2 separate regions of the Homo sapiens genome follow, and region 1 is linked to region 2. A link is a loop called in an ENCODE intact Hi-C map of the cell type or tissue named here. Cell type or tissue: ovary. All regions are shown on one strand. Each heading gives the region's core, and the rest is flanking DNA. Links, peaks and the distances in the headings are about the cores only. Region 1 overlaps EBF1 (EBF transcription factor 1). Region 2 overlaps EBF1 (EBF transcription factor 1).

Region 1 (2,811 bases), core at 9-2,508, 200 kb after region 2:
TACCCAGTACCAGAGGTTTTTCTAACTGGGACATTTGTTAGCCTGAGAAATATAGAAAACAATTGTTGGGTATAAATTCACATCACATTTTCATTTCCTTCACTTCTGCTATTTTCAAAACCTCAGACTTTCCACTGGTAGTACTGCACTCAGTGTGGCTGTCATCCACGCACTAAGCGGGGGATTATCTTTTTTGTCTCTCAGGAACCTCGCTTTTTTATTGCAGATGCAACTCTAATAGGCAGAAGTTGCCACACAATCCAACAGTGAAGATTTAGGAAGGATCCACGTTACAGGGCAGTGAAAGACTGCCTGAGGTGGTGGTCCTACCAGCCCTGCAAAAAGAAATGTGGGAACGAAGCTTAAAACAGCCCTCCCTCCCTACAGTGACAACACAACCTGCTTACAAAGAGCAGCGATAACAAGGTTTCAGCCCAAGATGCCCCAGTCATTCCTCTAATGAATGCAGAGGAACTATCAGCAGCCCAAGACTGTAGACACACAGTATACTGTTCCCCATATTGTTGAATACAAGATGCGTAAGTTATTCAATAATGTATCTGAATAATTACGTGAAAATGAAAATTACATATTAAACTATTCCAACAGGTGCCATTTTAAAATAAAACAGTTTCTGCCTTGCATATGCCTAGAAAATATTGCAATTACTTGTGAGTTAAAGCACGTACACTAGTACAAAAATATACCACCACTGGCACTGAAAACAGGCCATGGCTAAAACCATCCTAGATGTCTAATGATTTAGCATAAAACATATGTGATAGTGTAAGAGATAATCCTACTATGTTTACATCTTGCTTGTGTAAGTCTGTCAGTGGGCAATCACGAAGCAGAAAGGCATTCCCGAATGGTGGGAATCACAGGAAGCAGTAATCTCATCTGGAATTTAATAGTCTTTTTGTGTGTGTGGTTTTGATCATTTTCCTTTTATGAGTGCCGTGTGCACAGACTCTTGATTGTTTCTGCAATGGAAAAAGAAGAGGATGTCCCTCTGAATCCCAATGATCTGCTTTGGCCAAAATCAGACACCAAAGCTGTTAACGGGAAGAACACTTGCAATATAGGAAATCCTATAATGTAACGACCAATGCAATTGGTTAGAAACTCTTAATACACTCCCAAGTTGACAGAAGATGGCAGCTCCCACTGACAACTACACAGCCAAGCCTCTTCATCCATTCTATTTAGACCGAAGGAAAATGAAGAGATATTGAATGGAATATTCTAAAAGTTCTGGGTGGTCAGAGCCATGTGTTTTAGGATGGCCATTTCCATGAGAAAGGTGCGGTTTTGTGGGCAAACTTTTTAACCCTCTTCTCTTCCTACCACCCCCTACATCACACAATTAAGAACCGTGGGTGGGAGAAGATGGATTGCTCATCGCCCTCCCACTCTGTGGCCCTCTTTTGGATGGCATCATCGAACCCAGATGACAAGCTGGGAGGCAAGAGGCTTCCAGCAGCAGCATCTGGCCCTCTGGCAGATGGTCAGGCCCTCGGGTTCCCGGCTTGGGCTCCCTCCAGATGTGTCTCATGCTTGTCCTGTGTGTGAGCTTCCTCCTACCGCTGCAGGAAATTTTTCACGTGAAGACATTTTGAACCAGAAGAATTGGCACGTTCTTATCTAAGAAGATGTTCTTGTGTTTTTCCCTCTGGGGTTATATTTTACAAAGATGCCTGGATCCAAGAGGCATATGTGAATGTATCTTCAAGGCCATCTCCCTGGAGACCTGGGCGGTGGGAGAGGGGAGTGGAGGGTGCAAAACAAATTATACTGTGTCTCCACTCCTCTATCACTTTTTACTACTTTTTCCTTCCTAATGAAATCAAATTTTGATTAACACTAAAGGTAGCTCAGAAGAGGGAAAAATGATAAAAGAACTGTCATCGGAGATGGAGGAGGGCTCTTTCTCTCTAGGCAGTTCTGATTTGGTAACGACATGGGCATGAGGCCCGGAAATTGATAGCATTTGTACAACTCTGTTTTTTTCAACAAGGCAGCTACCACCTGTTTCCCACTGACCCCTAACTACTTCCTTGACTTGCTCCCTAGTCACTGCCTCAGCAGGGAGGATCCCCTGAAGCAGAGAACTAAGACAGCTATTCCCAAATTTTGATGCTAATAACAATGATCATAAAAATATCAACTGCAACAGCAACTGCCATTTATTGGGCACCAGGCGTTACACTAGGTACTTTACAAGCCTCAGTTAATGTAATCCTTACCGCATTCCAAATAAGTCTACCCATTCTACAGAAGAGGAAAGTAAAGTGGAAATAAGTAAGGTCCCGCAGATAGTATTAATAATTAGACTTGAAACGTGGTCTCTCTTATCCCAAAGCCTAAGAGATCTCTTCATTAGTCAATTGGAGAACAGCAAATCCTAGAATCTTTACTCTACAAAAAACCTTAGAGATTATCCAAAGCAACCTTACATATTACTCAAGAATGTCCCTCAGATTCTGTTTATGCTCTTCTTTTGATAATGAACTCACTGCCCTCAAGGCAGTCAGTCTACTCCTGGACTATTGAGCCAGAAGTATCTTCATTAGCCAGAGTTAAAATCATCTTCCTTGTTAACTTCTACCACATGGATGTTATTCTTGCTCTTTGGAATAACATAGAACAATTCTTTCTCTCTCTCATACATCTTATCAGACATTTGAACCTACTTTCTCCATTGGGTTGACAGTAGGATAAATACCATTAGTTCTCTGTAATTGTCCTCATGTTCACCAAGCACCGCTAAAGCTTGCTGTCTGAAAAATTGCCTTAATTATTTATTTAATT
Region 2 (2,811 bases), core at 64-2,563:
GTTAGCTGCTGGGATTTTTAACCCATCACTTCTGCTACTAAACTAGCTGTGTGACCTTGTGTTAATTGCTTAACTTTTCTGAGGTGTATTTGCTCTTATGTCAAATAGGCACCATCCCATGTGGCACACTTTGTGTGATTGCTGGGAAGAATAAAAGGATAACTAAGAAAATTAAAACAGGGTGGCACCTTTGAAACATGTCAAAGTGAGAGAGATGCTGACATTACAAGCAAGGGGCAGCCGTCTTTGGCTCCCAATCACGGTTAAGTGTCTTGTCAGGCAGAGAGAGTCATTGCTTTCTTTTTATGGCAAATCTAAACGTAAATTAATTAGTGTTCTTGTCAGTGATGACTGTGTCTAGGAAGTGGCCCTCTTAGTTTACTATTCTGGAAGAATGTGCCTTTAAAAAAAAAAAAAAAAGCGAACCCCAGTACCACAAATCCTGCAAGTGGACACAGGGAGGCCACCCTGGGCTCTTAGCCCCAAGACCCCCACGTTCCTCCGGCTTCCCCACCCCCACCCCTGGTATTTTAGATTCAATTAAAATGAAACCCAAAAAGTATTTTGCCAAACACTTTTTCCGTTAATTTTTAAACCCATCTGTATTCACAAGGAAATTCAATCCACATGTTTCTGATTCATTTACACGTAAATCATCCAAATGTTGTTTTGCAAGAGCCTTTTTGCAGCCCAAAAGCTCCTGGAGTCCTTTCTGTAAGCCCTCATAAGCCTTTTTTTCTTAGAAACAGGAAGTTGTCTTTTGCCAAACGCAGACCAACTTAAACCCCCAAAGACTTGAGATCAGTTGGAAATGCAGTCCCCCTAAGATTCAAGTGAGCCCTAGGTTTGACTGAAACCAGGAGCTCAGTATTTCAATCCAAGCCTTAACTGGAGAATTCGAGATGCTATCACTCCAAAGGCAAGGAGGCGCAGGGGAGTCTTTGCTGTGTGACAGCCCAGCATGGCTCTGCCTCCCCAAGGATCTTTTCATCTGGGCTGGAGGTGGGTCCAGGCACCTTTATTAAAGACAGCGGGAGTTTTAAGCCTGTGGCAAAAGGTGCAAGTCTACTTTCGCTTTCCACCAAAATCTATTCTGCGTGCCTGGCATTAAAGAGCAGTTCCCTATAGTATAGTCACACAACTCAGGCAGTATCAATATGATTCAAAGCAAAGGAAAAAGCTAATTTGGTTGGTGGGTCCAGCCAACATTTATTAGCTGGTCTGTGAAAACATCCCATTTGAATGGCCAGAATTAAAAAAAAAAAAAAAATCTAAGCAGGCTTTTGGTACCCAAATAGTGTGTTAGATCAACTAGATTAAGCCTCCACTTAGGGCCACATTAAAAGTTCTAAAGCAAAGCTAACTGATGTACCAGTTCATAGTTAACAGCGCTTTTTATTTTGGACCATTGGGGCTGCAAACTCCAGCATCCCAAGAGCCCAGGCTGCGAACAGCAGTGAGTGAATCCCCTGGGTGCGTAAGTGAGGATGGAGGTGATGATGCCAAGGGCATGCCTGGGCAGTGACTCAGCTCCCACCAAATGCCACTGGGCAGGAATGCCTGCTCACAGCCACTGATCTTCTCAAATGTTTCAAGAGAAGCTAGAGATTTAGACTTTGTTTTTTTAAAAAAAGAAATAGCCAAGTTTATACATGATAGCACAAAATTGAAATTAAAAACAAATATATGGGTCTAGGGGGTGGGTTTGGCCCACTCCTACTTTCCTACCTCGCCTTCATCAGCCGACAGACTTCTCTGAGAGTCTAATGGGAGCTATGGAACCTCTCTTCAAAAGAGGTTGTGATGTCTTGGCACACAGTGCTGAGTATCCTCATGGGGAATCTTCATGTACCCTACTTGGGCAAGACAGCATGCCACAGCATTTCTGGAACATTCTAAGGCCCATGTTGCCTACACCCAGAATTTTGCATGTAATATCAAAGCATTACTGTTCTCTAAATCCCAATCATGACTTCCTAAACTCCAAGGGCAGAACCCTTGCGGTTGAGTAAATTATGGGAAAAGATCCCTGCCTGTGGCCTCTGAGCCTAGATACCTCCAAAGAGGCCCTTTTAATAGAGAAACTCCACTGCAAAACTGCCTGAAGATCTTGAGTTTTAGGAGTTGTTTTTCTTATATCTGTGCTGCAATCTGAAGATTATGTGGGTGAGAGGGATGGGTGTCTGGAGCTTGGAATGTTCCAGCAATGCCATTGGCATGCTAACTTGCCCAAGTGGAGTGCATAAAGATTCCCATGAGGACACCACCCTCTCAGCACCATGTGCCAAGACATCACAAGACCATGGTGGCTCTGCCATTTTCCCCAGCAGCTGGATGATCATGTTCTCTGACAGAAGCTCAGAAAACTATTGCTTTGAGAGGCAATGCATTTTTCATTACCGTTTCCATATTTTTGATAAAAACAAAGACAAAACAAAGTTCTGCAGAGCTGGGAGGGTTTGGAGTGAGAGGGTGGAATGTGGTCGTACCCAAACCACCACATGTGTAAGAATTATGAGCTAATCACTCAGGAGGCTGAGGCAGGAGAATGGCATGAACCTGGGAGGCAGAGCTTGCAGTGAGCCGAGATCGCGCCACTGCACTCCAGCCTGGGCTACAGAGGGAGACTCCTTCTCAAAAAAAAAAAAAAAAAAAAAAAAAAAAAAAAGAATTATGAGCTAATCAGGAACAGGGGGGTAAGTGAGTGGGTAAATCTTGCACCGACTGAATATGTGCATGGAAAAAATGACGATTCCATAGGATTTGGTCCTGGGCTGCATGATATCTAGGGTTGAGAAGAGCCAGCCTGAG

Evidence for each region. Peaks named below come from ENCODE experiments on the same cell type or tissue, not always from the same donor. Only the 100,000 strongest peaks of a DNase experiment are listed, where the experiment ranks them.
Region 1: a loop joins it to region 2, with 2.2 times the contacts of the local background. A loop is called at or near these places in 5 of 110 quality-filtered maps.

Annotation. Positions count from the first base shown.
Region 1 is chr5:158,898,531-158,901,341 of GRCh38, forward strand. The region is part of intron 6 of EBF1 (EBF transcription factor 1); the gene reads right to left. Among named protein-coding and RNA genes, the nearest start is that of EBF1, 200 kb to the right of the region's middle. In ovary, for the core only: no CTCF peak of the experiment used is centred there; a DNase peak (open chromatin) is centred at 1,511.
Region 2 is chr5:158,700,108-158,702,918 of GRCh38, forward strand. The region is part of intron 15 of EBF1 (EBF transcription factor 1); the gene reads right to left. Among named protein-coding and RNA genes, the nearest start is that of LINC02227, 290 kb to the left of the region's middle. In ovary, for the core only: no CTCF peak of the experiment used is centred there; a DNase peak (open chromatin) is centred at 1,532.